Regions from separate parts of the Homo sapiens genome. Here region 2 is linked to region 1. Evidence: chromatin contacts called from ENCODE Hi-C or POLR2A ChIA-PET data. All regions are on one chromosome and are shown on one strand. The core of a region is the stretch at or near the end of the contact, and the rest is flanking DNA. Distances in the headings are between cores, read along the strand shown.

Region 1 (7,400 bases), core at 2,819-5,318:
GTTGGGCACACAAATTCAGCTTAGGTCAACTGTTAAAGTAACCCAGATTATGAATCTGTTACAGTCATACAGCTATTATAATAAGTAGGGTGCTCCTTGATACCAGCACAACTCTTGGGAAAAGGATGCATTTGTCAGATAAAGTAGATAAAAATACATACATAGTATTGTTTTTATAAAGGTCTGTCATATAGTTGGAGATATTTGTAATGACTTCACCTTTTGTCCTAGAAAGGAAATTTAGTTTTTCTTTCCTTTATGGTTTGTGATCATAAATATTTAGGGCAATAGGCTATTTAGGTTATTAAATGCTAAATATGCAAAGCCTCTTTTTTCAAGAATATCTTTTCTTGTAAGACCAAATTGGTAGAGAGTGAAGTTATATGTACATATATAGATTATTCCCGTCTGTACTTCTGGTTCACTTTAAAGAGGAAGTAAGTCACAATATCCTAATAATGGTCTTGATTTTATAAATGATTTTTCCCCTTGAAATAAGCAACACATTCATTTTAATATGTAGAATCAGTTTGCTAGCAGGGCGACAGTTTAAAAAGGCTTCCAACTGTGACACAAGTGCAACCATATTGCTTCCTATTACTCGCGAAGGTAGTTGTTTAGAAGAGAGAATGTTCTCCCTGGAAATGTTTAAAGTGCTGTAATTTTATTTAGGATAATGAGGATTTATAACCATTTTGCCATATGAAAACCTGCCTTTAGACAGAGTGAAATAGGCTGTTTTGGTTATTGAACGTTCTTAACTGTAGGGGATGTGTGTGTGTGTGTGTGTGTTAGTTTTACAGCAATAAGTGTTTACATTGGGGATTGTGCTGGTTTATTCTATATGTTGGCCTGTGTTAAATATTAAAATATTAAATGATACCATTTAGGTTTGGCCCATGTAAATGTTTACATTTCTTTGTACATGGGATTTCTCTGTATTGAAATGTAACTAAACAGAAAGTCTTTGTTCTTGTTTATAAAAATAATGTTAATAGTGACTGCTAGGTATCCCTGGGGCCCTGAGTCTTTGCAACTTTGCTCATGTAAGTTGTACTGGAGGAAGTTATTTTGAGTGATGGGTAGATAGTGCATGGGGAAACAGTTGTGATTAAAAAGTGTATAGCAGGATCTATGTTTTTAATATTAAGTGTGACATTAATGTAGTGTATATTATCATTAAAAACTATTCTAGAAAATGTAAATTTGACTTATTTTGTTAATGCTATATTCTATAGCACTGTCTCAAAACCCACTGTGGAATAGTTTATATAGGCCTCTGCCTCTGATATGGGAGGGGGAAGAAAGGAACACAACAGTTAAGAGATTTTTATCAGGTTTTTATCTCCTCACTGAAAATCTTAGTTCTCAAAACATTTCTAATTTCCCTCATTTGAAGGTTCAAACAGTTTCAAATTACTGCCCATGGATTGTTCTTGACATCCCGAATGGTAAATTTGAGCTGTGGAAATGCTGGAATGTGTTTTTGTGCTTTTCCTGAACAAGGGAATTCAACGGGTAAATTACAGTCATTTACTGGGAGTGTAATTTACTGAGAGCCTTTAGGCAAATGCAGGAGAAAGGACAGCAGCAGAACGGAAAAAACCAGCATAAAAACTGTTTTGTGTATTTTTTCCCTTTTCTCATTAAGTATTTATTCACATAAGAGTTTTATGAATTAATGGATGGTCCTACAATTAAGACAGATAACCTTTATTCATTTTTACCACTGATAGATCAAGTATTGAGATAGTGACTGCTGTGTGAAAATTACAACTTGAACAACATTTCTGAAAAATTTTTTTATTTTGCATTTAAATCCATGTTTGCCTTATTGAAGATTTTAAAGAGACATTACTCTGTCTTCAGAATGATTATAGACTTCACTAATTTAGATTTTCACTATACAGCAGTTCATATAATAAAAGTTTTTAATTTTTTTGGTGGACAAATTAGTAAAAAGGCTTTTCATACTTTGGTCTTGGAAAAATACTATTCTACTTTTGTCACATATCATGGAAGAATCTCATTTTAAGAAGAAGACAACCCAGACCATTTTGGTTGTATGCACAGCTTTCAACCAACACAAGATAAATAACCCAGCCATTTTATTAAATTGTTGAAGAGAAATTTTATGAAATTGTCAACTAATTCTTTATAATATAAATATATAAACATTTGTGGCAATTCTTATAAACAGTTCTGACCAATTCCTTTCATGAAAAGCAGTGTGCTCTGTAGTAATTGCTAAGCAAACAGAAAGCTGTGTTGCAAAGTGGTTTTGTATAGCATATTGTAATTTGACACTTAAGTTGTGCCCTGCATTACCCTGTGTCATAATTGATGGCTAAAGAAAAGCACACGCTATGCTAATCATTTGTTAGAATAGCTTGTTAAATTGTGGTTGCCAATTTAAAATAAACTATGGAATGCTGACTGTATTTTAAGGTTTTGTAGCCTACAGTTTTAAACAGACATTTTGAAGCTGTTTTTTAACTTTATGTTGCGTATGCACAATTCTGCCTTTGCACACAAGGTCAGCATGTTTGCCAGTTTAACAACATATTATCAAGAACAGAATCAGTGAGCTGCAGGTTTCACATCAGTATCTCAAGGGACTTTTCTGTGTATTTTTGTTTTTTGTGTATTGATCCTAAATTTGGTATCTTTTTAAAAACAGTAAAATTGATATACATGAGATTTTAAGTTCTTAAAAGTAAAAAGTTCCAGAATTAGAAAGCTAATTTAGTTGTTATTAGAAAGTAAGGGTAAATTTATCTCATGTTTATCAAGCATAGTGTCTGGACATAAAGCAGCATTTGTTAATATAGAAGTTATTAACTACAAAATGCCAATAAGAATTTTACTGCAGTAAAATGAGATTCAGGAGATAGATTACTGTGCATAATCAGCTTGTGAATTCTCATTTCTTAAGTGCAAATGTGTGATGAATCAGTTATATCATGTAAAGAGAGAGGAATCCAAACTTGGTGTGAATGTTGACTTACATGATAAGTGTAATAGATAGACTTCTACTACTAGTAAAAGAACTGAAGCATGGTGAGGAATATGTGCATTTAGACGTAAAAGAAATGTTACCTCTGTGGAGAAAAATGATTTAATGTGGGTTATTCATTTTTAAGAGATTAAAAATGACTTGAATATAATACCTTTAATTTGTAATAATGGTCTGACGGGCTGCTTCCTGTCTAAAGTAAACCTTTTGATCGGCATGTCCATTTTGATCTCTTCTGTCGTGTAGTGTACTGAATTATTTTCAGTTATTGTACCTATATTTAATTAAGCCAGTAAAGACATGCAGATGGATTTAGCTCTCAATCATTTAGTAGACAAATACGTGTAAGGTTATTCTGTAGCATACAATTGACCCTTTGTATGGAGGAATTCCTTGAGAACATTCAGGATTAAGTCACTCTGCTGTAGGAGAGGAGAGGCGGCATACATGCTTTACCAGAAACAGATGCTCTCACTTGATGGCATTTTTTTGGGAGGGATACGATTTGATATTTCTTTTTTTTTTTTTGGCCGTTTGTTTTCTAATGTATTTCCTCTCCTAGATTGGGTACAAACTTAGTAAAGTTTTGGACTTGATTACTTACTCATTATAAAAACAGCATTAATGAAACTGGTAATTAATTTGTTCATAAATTTATAATGCCCTGTTTCAGTCTAAATGAATTCTAGTAACTGTTTATATTTGAGATATAAATTCTTAATTTTTAAAATAATTTTTATGGCAGGCCAATATAGTAGTCTGGACTGGAAAGTGTAAGCAGGATTGGGTGCTAATTTAGGTCAGGCTGCATTCAGATTTGGGAAGTCACCTTTTCAGCTCCTTTGGAAAAGAGGACACATCCAATATGGAATATTCTGGATGATTATGAGTATGAAGTGAAAATGTTTTTCCAAAAATGTACATTTTTGGGTGTAAAATATGCTTTGGGAATTTACTCTTTTGACTTTTAGGTATTCTCACCCACAGCAGGTTATGAAAGGGAAAAGTCAGTGACCACGTATTACAATAAAATGGCCTTAACGTAATTTGGAAGTGGATAACAGCCCTATACACCAGACACCTTATTGCAAGGCTCTTAGCATCCCCAGGAACGTAGGCCTTAATTTCAGTTAAGTGTGGGTTCGCCCACATCCCCGTGGTTTCTTGGAATAACTCACTGACCCGTGGAGAGCTGTCTCCTGGTCCGGGCCTTTCCCTCTCTGGCTGTGGGCTGTTGAAGGGCGTCTGCACACGTGGGGAGCAGGGGCGCTTGCACACGCACGGGCCGAGCCACGGCTCGCTTGGCAGTGCACACACGCAGCGGCCTCGCCCCTTTCCTCCGGTCCCGAGTTCTGCATAAAGATGTGTTAGAAATCTCGTTCCTAAAGGATCTAGAACGATAAATAATGGATGTATGGGAGCTCGGTTTAAGCTCGAATTTTCTTTCCTCAGTAGTTTTTGTTCTCAGTCACCTTGATGAAACAATCTTGAAGCCGCTCCGCTCTCAGTGGCATTTGCAATGAGTCCCTGACAGGCTGATTTTCCACCCCTGTTGTGATGCTGCTTTCTCTAGTTAATATTCCTGTGTAAGTGTCGCACAAAAGTAAACCCAAAGAGCCCGCACATGACACGGAGGCTGCTCCATTTACATTAATTATGCAGTCAGGGCGGTGAGAATTCGCTGTCAGCCAGCAGGGCGGGGGCGCGCCGCGGCGGGGAGCGGGGCCGGGCCGCGGGGCCTCCCGGCGCGAACGCGGGAGGGGGAGCCGGATCGCCGTCCGCCGCTCCGCGGCTCCGCGCTGCGAGAACAATGGGCGCGCCCGACGCCCGCCCGCGCTCGCGCTGCCCGGCGCGCCCCGAAAGCCGCGGGGCAGAGCGCCCTGAGCGGTCCCCCGCGCCGGCGGCCCCGGCTGCGCCCCGCTGTAGCAGCTGACCTTAGCCGGCTGCGGCCGAGAGAACGCGCGTTGCCCGCCGACCTTGTGCCCTGGGGTCAGCACCCACTGCAAGTCAGAACCTCTCCGTGGTCCCAAAGTTAGTGCTTTTCCAATCCAAACCAGAAACTTGATTTGAGGCCTGGCGATGGTAGAGGATGCATTTTCTTGATTTCAAACATCTGGGCTGCTGCCGACTCCGGTTTCTCAGAGGAGGACTGCATAACCACCATGTGAACATTTTCAACAGATAGGAAAAAATTCCCAACCAGCTTCAAAACAATGGTGGTTGAGAAAAAAATAACTAAGCCTTCACCATAAGTATGAAACATCATCTGGGAGGTTTTCCCACGGTAATTGGCTCTGAAGTATCCTAACTTAATGGTTGTGTTTTTCAACGGGAGACTGAATTCCAAAGGGAATTCCACAGGGAATTTAAATGTACAAACATTTTTTGAGTACCTACTATGTCCTAGGTGATGGGAAATTATTACCTCATTATTACTGGTTGGAAAACATTCCAGAAAACCAAAATTATTGCTCTTTCCAGGATTTAAATACGGACACCATAGAAAGATTGCTGTTGTCACCACTGCCTTCCCCCATCCCACCCCCAGTGACTTGGCTCTAGTCAAGAAATATTGGGGATGGTGGGGAGGATAAATGTGCTTTCTCTATTCTTTTTATACTTTTAAAGAATATCAGCAAAGATTATTGTGCAGTATTTCTACAATGTAGTGTATGCATCTAATTGTGTGGGAGTAGAATTGTATGTTTGCAAGGAATGACTAGCCAAATATCAGAGCCAGCAGAACAACAGAGCACTGAGATTTGAAAAGATTAAAAAAAGAAGCCTTGCCCCTTTTTAGATTAACAAAACAGTTCCATGGTAATATTTTGTGCTTTTCTTTAAAATAAAGGATTGTGTGCACAGCATTTAATGAGTAAATCCTGTCAAATTTGGCCAGGAGCAATCACACTGAAAATTTTTCCAAAAGGAACTAGGCCATCCTTTCAAGGCCATGTGTAGTTGCCAACCATGATAACATTTAGCTCTGTCCTAGCCAAAGTCATAATTTCTGAAGAAACCAGTCTAGTACCTTTATCTTTTTCTTTCTTTCTATGTATGAAATAGATAACATGTATTACTTTAAAAATGTTTACTCTTTTCTGACGTTTGTACTATGCACTGGTTCCAAAAATGAACTATTTTCAAAAACAAATGACATTTGCTTCCTTGGCCTATAAGGAAAACATTGATCTTTCCCATATAATACATATTTTAGAAGTCACTTTTAAGTACTTACAATTTATTATTATAGATAACCGTTTATTTTCTCAAGTGAAATATATAAAGATGCAACTATCTAAAATGAATGCCAAATCATTAGAAGTTGATATCTGACCATTTGTGACTTAGAAAATGGCAGTTCCGTGAGGTTCAGTCAAATGGACAGTATTGGTAACAGGAAAATGAAATGAAAAAGCAGAGAGGAAAGTACTTAGGTACTTACAGCCATTGTGTAAAAATGTATGGATGTACAAAAGATTGCAATGTGATGTTACACAAATAGAATAAAATGTTTATAGAGTTAATTTTTTCTCCTACTACGTTGCTTGAACTCACAATGAAAGAAAAATTCAAAAGTTTGTTTTCTTTTAAGCCTTAGGAAAAACATCTCTATTCTTTAAAAATGACAAAGTTAAAAACATATACCAAATTTAGCCATTTAACCATGAGCCCTTGGAATTTTAACCATGTGTATCTATGTATCATTATCTGTACATATCCTAAGTATGTAGTCCCAGAATTTTGTATTTTGACTCTGTTTCTATTCTATTTAAGAGTTAAGGGACTACTATTATGTGCATTTCATCTTTAATTTTACCCGTATGTAAAGGGAGCTTCCGAAATTAGGCCTACCTGTTCAATCAGCATTTTATTTTATTTTATTAATTTTTTTGAGACGGAGTCTCACTCTGTCCCCAAGGCTGGATGCATTGGCGTGATCTCGGCTCACTGCAACCTCTGTCTCCCAGATTCAAGCAATTCTCCTGCCCCGGCCTCCCGAGTAGCTGGGATTACAGGCACTTACCACCATGCCCGGCTAATTTTTGTATTTTTTTTAGTAGAGATGAGGTTTCACTATGTTGGTCAGGCTGATCTCCAACTCCTGACTTCAAGTGATTTGCCCACCAAGGCCTCCCAAAGTGCTGGGATTAGAGGCATGAGCCACCACTCCTGGCCTCAATCAGCATTTTAATTGGAACTGTATTTACAACTATGGCTCAACTTTTTTTCTACCCATTCAGAACAGTTTGTATCGTAATATCATTTACATAATGGTTTGCTTTTGATGCTATCATCTGTGAGATTTTTATCTCTGAGATAAATTTCCAAAATAAGTTAATTTTTAAAATCAGAAAGCAGAAGTGATAAATTATGAATATAT
Region 2 (7,400 bases), core at 4,499-6,998, 330 kb before region 1:
TCTCTAAAAATTTTTTTAAATTAAAAACAATTTTGATTTTAGTCAATGAAAAGCATATAGAGATGTATTATCTATACATATCAATATATGTATGATATGGATGTGTAGCTATATATATCTATATGTGCTTTTCATTGAACTAAAAGCAAAATTATATGTGTCACCACATATTTTATATATGTCACTGTGTGTGTGTGGGGGGGTGTATGAGATAAAGATACAGATATAGGCCCCTCCTCACTCCTCATCTTCCATGTTCCCCATTTTCCACCCACCTGGGGAGCCCTGAGCCACTGCCTAGAGGAGAAATACCCAAGAGAGTCACCTGGCCTACATCAGACAAATGTGAACAAGAAATAAAATTATTAGGCTGGGCGCGGTGGCTCATGCCTGTAATCCCAGGGGAGGATTTGGGAGGTAGAGGCAGGCAGATCCCCTGAGGTCAGGACTTCGAGACCAGCCTGGCCAACATGGCGAAAACCCATCTCTACTAAAAACACAAAAATTGGCAGGGCATGGTGGCAGGTGCCTGTAATCACAGCTACTCGGGAGGCTGAGGCAGGAGCATCGCTTGAGTCTGGGAGGCGGAGGTTGCAGTGAGCCAAGATCACGCCATTACACTCCAGCCTGGGTGACAAGAGTGAAACTCTACCCAAAAAAATGGGAGGGGAGGGGAGGGCAAGACGGAAAGAAAGAAAGAAACTTATTGGGAAAATCCAGAAGTTGACCAACAAACCTACCCCATGCCCATTTGTCTATGTAGTCTACGGCTACTCACACACTACAATGGCAGTGCTGAGTTACAGAAACTCTATGGCCAATAGCCTAAATATTTACCATCTGGCCCTTTGCAGAAAAAGTTTGCTGAGCTAGAAGCGGTGGCTGAAGCCTATAATCCCAGCACTTTGGGAAGCTGAGGTCAGCAGATCACTTGAGTCCAGGAGTTTGAGACCAGCCTGGGCAACACAGCAACACTCTATCTCTACAAAAAATACAAAAAGTATTTGGGCATGGTGGTGCATGCCTGTAGTCCCAGCTACTTGGGAGGCTGAGGTGGGACGATTGCTCGAGCCTGGGAGGCAGAGGTTGCAGTGAGCCAAGATGATGTCACTGCACTCCAGCCTGGGTGACAGAGCAATACCCTATCTCAAAAAAAAAGTTTGCCAACCCTAGGATAACGTGGCGAGATTTGGGGGGTTATGTGTTCCAGCAGCTAGAGTTATTTAACATAACTAACAAACTTAGTAAAAGTCAAATGGCATTACTGCAAGCTGCATACAGAACTTGTTTGCTGAACAGAGAAAAATGGTGACAGAATTCAGTGGGCACAAAGATCTCTATGAACAGTCTTGCTGGTCTCTGAAAAATCTGTGCTGTTTGGTGCCAAGTCACACTATACACAAGTATCAGTCAGGCAGAGCCCACTTATGTATAGACCAAGCAACAGATAAAGTAGAGTGACCAATCTGGTTTACCTAGGATGGAGGAAGGGGTTGGAGGTGAGCATCAGGGAGTGCTCATAGATTCAGGACTTTCAGTTTTGAAACAGGGAGAGTCCTGGACAAACCATCACAAACTGATCATACTAACAGAAAGCGTGGTGGGCCAAACGTAAAGTAGAGTTTTCTAGGTTAGGAGCGGTGGCTCATGCCTGTAATCCTAACACTTTGGGAGGCCGAGGCAGGAGGACTGCTTGAGCTCAGGAGTTCAGGACCAGCCTGGGCAACACAGTGAGACCTTGTCTCTACTAAAAATAGAGTTAGTTGGGCATGGTGACACATGCCTGTAGTTCCAGCTACTTGGGAGGCTGAGGCAGGAGGGTCCTTTGAGCCCAGGAGTTTGGGGCTGCAGTGAGCCATGATCACATCACTGCACTCCAGACTAGGCCACACAGCAAGACACTTATCAAAAAAAAAAAAAAAAAAAAAAAGCATTTTCTAGTAAAGAACATTTAAAATTTATGTGTTTGTGTGGGGGGACACATTATAAATCAATTGGCCCACTAAAATAATGGACGAGTAGTTAAAAATACACTGTTTAAAAGGATGTTAATCGTGATGTCTCATATGAAAATCAAAAGACTCAAGTTGACAAGTAAAACATTTAACACCCAATTAAACCCAACATCAGCAATGTTTAATTTCAGCAAAACATCATCTGTTACATTAAAGTTGTTAATTTGTATTTTATTAACGTTATAATTTTATCTGTATTTAGTTTGTAATTTTGTTTAGGTTGTGTAAAAACACTGAATTTATAGCTAAACATTACAGAACTTTGTATTTGCATGTATCTAAGTAGCATTATTAAAAAACTCATTTGGATAAACATTGAGACTTTAGGAGAATTTATTTCCCTTTAAAAGAGTTCTGTACATAACTTACATTTAAGAAACTCCCTCATGACAATTCCATGAGATAGTTACTGTTACCCAAATTTTAAAGATGAAGAAACTGAGACTTAACAAAGGTAAGTAAAATTGTCTAAGGTCATGCATGTAGCAAGATACTATTGAAGCTGAAACATGAACCCAGGTTTGCCTAAATTCAAAGTCTGTGCTGCCGCACTTAGAGGGAAAGATGGTACTGGAGCCCCGGGAATAGCCGGTGTGAGGGCCTCTAAAGGTCAGAAGGCGACATGGGCTTCCTGGTATTTGAAAGGCAGGAACGGGTGTAAAAAAGGGGAAGAGGTCTTAGAAAGCAAGGTGGGACACACTGCTGGGTCAGGTGTCCTCCTGGCAGCCCACAGACACCTGAAGTTTCAGTCATTCCTTCTCCATGAAGCCCTGTGCTGGGTGCTCAGGATACAGAGAGACAATAAGACTGTGCCTTCCTAGTCTTCAAGAAGTTAATGGTCTTGCTACTAACTCAGAGGATGTGTGCTCATAAGAGGACTCATTTGAAAGTATGTAGATCCTCGATGTTTACCCACTGCCCATGTTCACTGAAAGTTATTCCAATTCAGCTTTTTCAGTCCAGCTGAGCAATGTCCACCTAAACACTACCCCTCCTCTGCTATAAAACAAAGTCGGAGAAGAAAAATGTAGAAGTGGCAGAGATCTACTCAGTAACCCATTCAAGAAATACGTGTGACAGATCTATCACAGTAATGGAGTGATGGTGAGTATTGTGGGCACAGATAATTCAGTTCTTGCTCTCCAAGGGTTGTTTATTAATAGTAACAATAACAGCAGCTAACACTAAGATGATGCGTACATATGCTAAACACTGTTCTAAGTGCTTCAGATCTATTAACTCATTTAATCCTCATAACTGATCTGTGAGGTAGGTATTATTATCTCCATTTCACTGAGCCACAGAAAAGTTAAATATTCATCCAGGACCACACACACTAGTAAGGGCAAGGCTAGGATCGGCATCCAAGCGATCTGGCTCACAGCCCACCATGCTGTCACCTACTGCACTATAGCAGTGGCTGAATGTCAGCCTTAAGACAGTGAGATTCACAGGTTAAACCAACACCAGATTCCCCAGCCTCAATCTTTCAGCAGAGGGTTGGAAAGGGCATGGACTTTAAAGTCAGGGATGGCGTCAAATCCAGGCCTAAGAACAATATTGCTCACCCTCAGGTTCCACGCCTCTAAATTGTTCATAAAAACTGGGCTATTTTGGGATTAAGTGAGATAGCATATGCATAGTTGGCCCTTAGTAAGTATTAGTTCACTCCCTATGTCAAACCTACTTGCCTCTTTCTGTTTCAGCTTAGTGTCTTCCCAGCCACTTCTTGTCCCTCCTCTACTGGGAGACAAATGGAAGGAGGAAAGGGGGGAAATGACGAGGAGGAGTAGTTACGGCTTTATTTATTTTGCTGGGATTTCCTTCTCTGAAACTTTAGACACATCCCTACAGACTCCTGAAGGTCTGCTCTGTTCTGCATCTGTAGGAGAAGCTTTACTAACTTAGAATATAGACCAGAAAGGCGAGTAAGAGGTTGCTGAACCAAGAAAATACACACAGGGCAAACGGTCAGTAATCTGTACTATTTCATCAGACGACTGAGAAAAAGAAAATTTATTGACACTTTTGTTCTTAATGCTCACATATAAAGATTTCACTTTACCTCGTGTTTTCAGAAACACTCCAGACACATCAAATAAACTCTCTTGAATTTTAAAATAGAAAAAGGATTGACTGGGCTATGTGTGTGTCTGGGAGTGGGAACACAGGGATGGGAGTAATTCAGGATCAAAAAACAGAGTATTAAGTTTAAAGCAGTTGTTACTCTCTGCCTTCCCCCTCCTTCCTATTCTCCAGAAGGCAGGGTTCATAGTGAAACACTGTGTAGTCTTAGATGCCCCTCCTGGAAAGGCATATGAATCCTAGCCCCACTCCACTCTACTGAAAACTCAGTGATTTAAAGCCTCTTGCTTTAAAAAAGGACTTCTGGTTCAAAAGACTGCTATGATCATGTGTTAACATTCATGTAGAAAAAGTTCTAGTCATATTAATAATCAATAAAAATGCAAGTAAAAACTATCGAAATGCCACTGTGTATATCTTTTAGAGTAGAAAAAAAAACTTCTAATACCTTGTAATGGTAAAACTATAAAAATGATTTTAGGAATTCTGTTGGTAACATTGTAAATTAGGACATCTTTCAGAGGGCTATTGTCAATAAAAAGTGAGTCTAAAGATGTTTTTACTCTGACCAATAATCCTACTTACAAGGCATGATCCTAAGGAAGTTGTTCAACAGAATAAAAGGTATATAGATAATGACCATCATCATCAAATTACTTATTAAAACCACACAAGGAAGCAATCTAAATATTCTGTGATCGGCTTCCACTACAACCCATACACTTTTCTTTTATACTGCTTATCACATTTTAATTATTTGACAACTGTCTCACTACTAGATAGTAAGCTCCATGAGGGTAGTGCTGTCTCTGCCTAGATCTCTGGCACATAAATACAGACTGTAGGAATTAAGAACAAATACTGAAACGTTTATAATTTATTATTTTTAGATGGAGTCTCACTTTGTCGCCCAGGCTGGAGTGCAATGGCGCGATCTCAGCTAACTGCTACCTCCGCCTCCCGGGTTCCAGCGATTCTCCTGCCTCAGACTCCCGAGTAGCTGGGATTACAGGTGCCCACCACTGCATCCGGTTAATTTTTGTATTTTTAGTAGAGACGGGGTTTCACCATGTTGGCCAAGCTGGTTTCGAACTCTTGACCCTCCTCGGCCTCCCAAATCCTGGCCTGCCTCGGTCTCCCAAAGTGCTGGGATTACAGGCGTGAGCCACTGCGCCTGACCTAATTTAATGTCAAGTAAAAATAACACAAAAATATGTGTGCTACAAGTGAAACTGAGTAACATATACACACGATTATTATACAAGATTAAAAATAGTTAAGATGGAGGCATCATTGGCCAACTTTTCAATTATTTTAAATATCCTTTAAAGTTATTTTAGTACCTCTGAAATGAAAAAGCAGGAAAAAATTTGCTGTTATTTACACCAAACTTGACCTTGTAGTAGGGATGAAACGGCCACCATGAAAGCCTGAGGGCCCACTCCCCAGCTTACCCCCAGGTACTCAGTTATTCTTTCTTTGCTCAAGGGTAGAAAGAGCCAAAATACTCATATATCATATGTAGCATAACCCTATTTTCTGTAACAATCTCAAACAAAGGCAGTATGTTGAGAGAGACAGGGAAATGTCTTCTAAAGCAATCCCTTTTGAGCAGTGAATTTGCTGGTTACTAACAGCAGGGGGTGCCAAAGGGATCGCTATTGTTCCCAGGAGACAGCCATGAGAAGGACTGCTGAGGCCTAGGTTGAAAAAAAGCTTAGGTTTGAGAGTAAAATCCAAATGCAGCAGGTTTTCCCTTAACAACTGGGACATGTGGATAAAACTCAGGAGCTCATAAACTTGAATGGATAAAAACTACATTTTAATTTTCACTAACTTCTAATATTTTGCATTTCCTTGATTTATAAGTGTAGGCAAACAATCACAGCAGAATCACAGTGCCAGTGACTCTGTCATGAACAGAAGTCATAGCTAACACTACAGCACATTACAGCTGTTGCAGATTTCTCAAATACCATTTATGCTCATCACCGCTTTGAAACAACAGGCTTCAGGAGTTACTGTTAGGTATACAGCTGGATATTGTTTAATCTACTAGTAAAGCCACACATATTACTATATCATGAATTTGTTCAATAATCTGATAACTTTAAATAACAGAATACTTTTATATTCCAGTGGATTTTATTTTATGCATTTACACACGCTTTTCTGAGAAAGGCACAAAAAAAAAGCTGAAGACATGTGCTCAGTCTCAAGGCAGGCAACTGACAGGGAAGGTCAAATTTGGTCTGAGAGAAAATTATTTTAAGTCACAAGAGAGAAGTGGCCACAGTGCACATTTTCAGTTAGTGTGTATTCCTCGCAGAGAAGGTGCAAACCTAGAAGTTTTGCTTCACAGGCTCCCAGTGCACCAGTGTTTCCAGAGGCCTGGCTCTGGACATGCCGTTCAGAGATCTGCTTCACACAATGTGCCACTGCAAAGCAGTCTGCGTAGCCTAGGTGCAGAGGCATGAAATACAATGCGAATGTCGTCCTCAGCATCTCTCTGGGAGTCATCGTTATTACCAGTGGACTCTCCAGATGCCAAATATCATTTATTTGATGAACAAAACCAAAATCAGATCCAAAATGCTAGAAGGTTGGGATGAGATACCGAGAGAAGTAATAGAGTCAGTACTCACATTCGAACAAAGAGTGACTCTTTGGATGTCAGACCAGGAGATGAGTACTTTTCAACCAGGGCCAAAGTACTGAAGCCAAACTTATGAATGGGCTCATTGGAATCCAGCGGGGGGAAATCGGTGTCCACCTCCCCATCATCCTCAGCAATATGCAGGCAGTAGGCACTGACATTGTCACTGAAAGGAAAACCAAAAAGGCGAGTGAATACCAAGGTAGGGAAGGGACAAGAAGACCAGAGGGTATGGTGCACAGCAAGCAAATTGAGGAGACTGCTTTTCTTTACCCCAAGCCTGGTGATACAGTAAAAAATCCCAAATCCTACTTCATTTGATAGAGAGAATACACATGGCAATGCAAAGGGGAGAAAAACAGTGTGAAATGAAGGTCTTTATACTACTCTATTCTTGCAACATTCACTGAGCCCTATTGCAGCTACGACAAAGAACCTAACCTCTTAGATCAAAGGTGAGATTTAGTATCAGCCCTAAAAGCAGCTTACAGCATAGTAGGGAGGAAAAGTAATAAGCATTACACTAGCTACAATACAAATGTAAAAAATATATATATAAAACAGATACAAACAAAACTGTAAAGGGGGGAAGATTATCTGGCCTCGGGGAAGGCAGGGGTCAGAGGCCTTTGATTTATGGTTAG

What was found. A loop is a pair of places that touch in the nucleus more often than their neighbours do. ChIA-PET counts read pairs that join two places held with the same protein, here RNA polymerase II (POLR2A). Pooled maps may share reads with other maps.
Region 2: a map of Right ventricle myocardium inferior shows a loop between it and region 1 (2.5-fold over the local background). The contact joins two enhancer-like sites. A Hi-C loop is called at or near these places in 2 of 168 maps with a recorded cell type or tissue (Right ventricle myocardium inferior and chondrocyte), 5 of 37 single-sample maps with no recorded cell type and 8 of 50 pooled maps. POLR2A ChIA-PET finds 5 or more read pairs at or near these places in 2 of 52 experiments (activated CD4-positive, alpha-beta T cell and activated CD8-positive, alpha-beta memory T cell).

What each region holds. Positions count from the first base shown.
Region 1 is chr9:125,885,028-125,892,427 of GRCh38, forward strand. All of the region lies in intron 2 of PBX3 (PBX homeobox 3), which reads left to right. Among named protein-coding and RNA genes, the nearest start is that of PBX3, 140 kb to the left of the region's middle. RefSeq lists a silencer at 4,705-4,924. Within about 2 kb of position 4,069, at least 11 of the 41 ENCODE cell types and tissues checked have a DNase peak (open chromatin) inside an H3K27ac peak, as active enhancers do.
Region 2 is chr9:125,552,888-125,560,287 of GRCh38, forward strand. MAPKAP1 (MAPK associated protein 1) reads right to left here. Exons shown (of 12, transcript NM_001006617.3): 6 at 6,746-6,922. Among named protein-coding and RNA genes, the nearest start is that of MAPKAP1, 150 kb to the right of the region's middle. Within about 2 kb of position 5,749, at least 4 of the 41 ENCODE cell types and tissues checked have a DNase peak (open chromatin) inside an H3K27ac peak, as active enhancers do.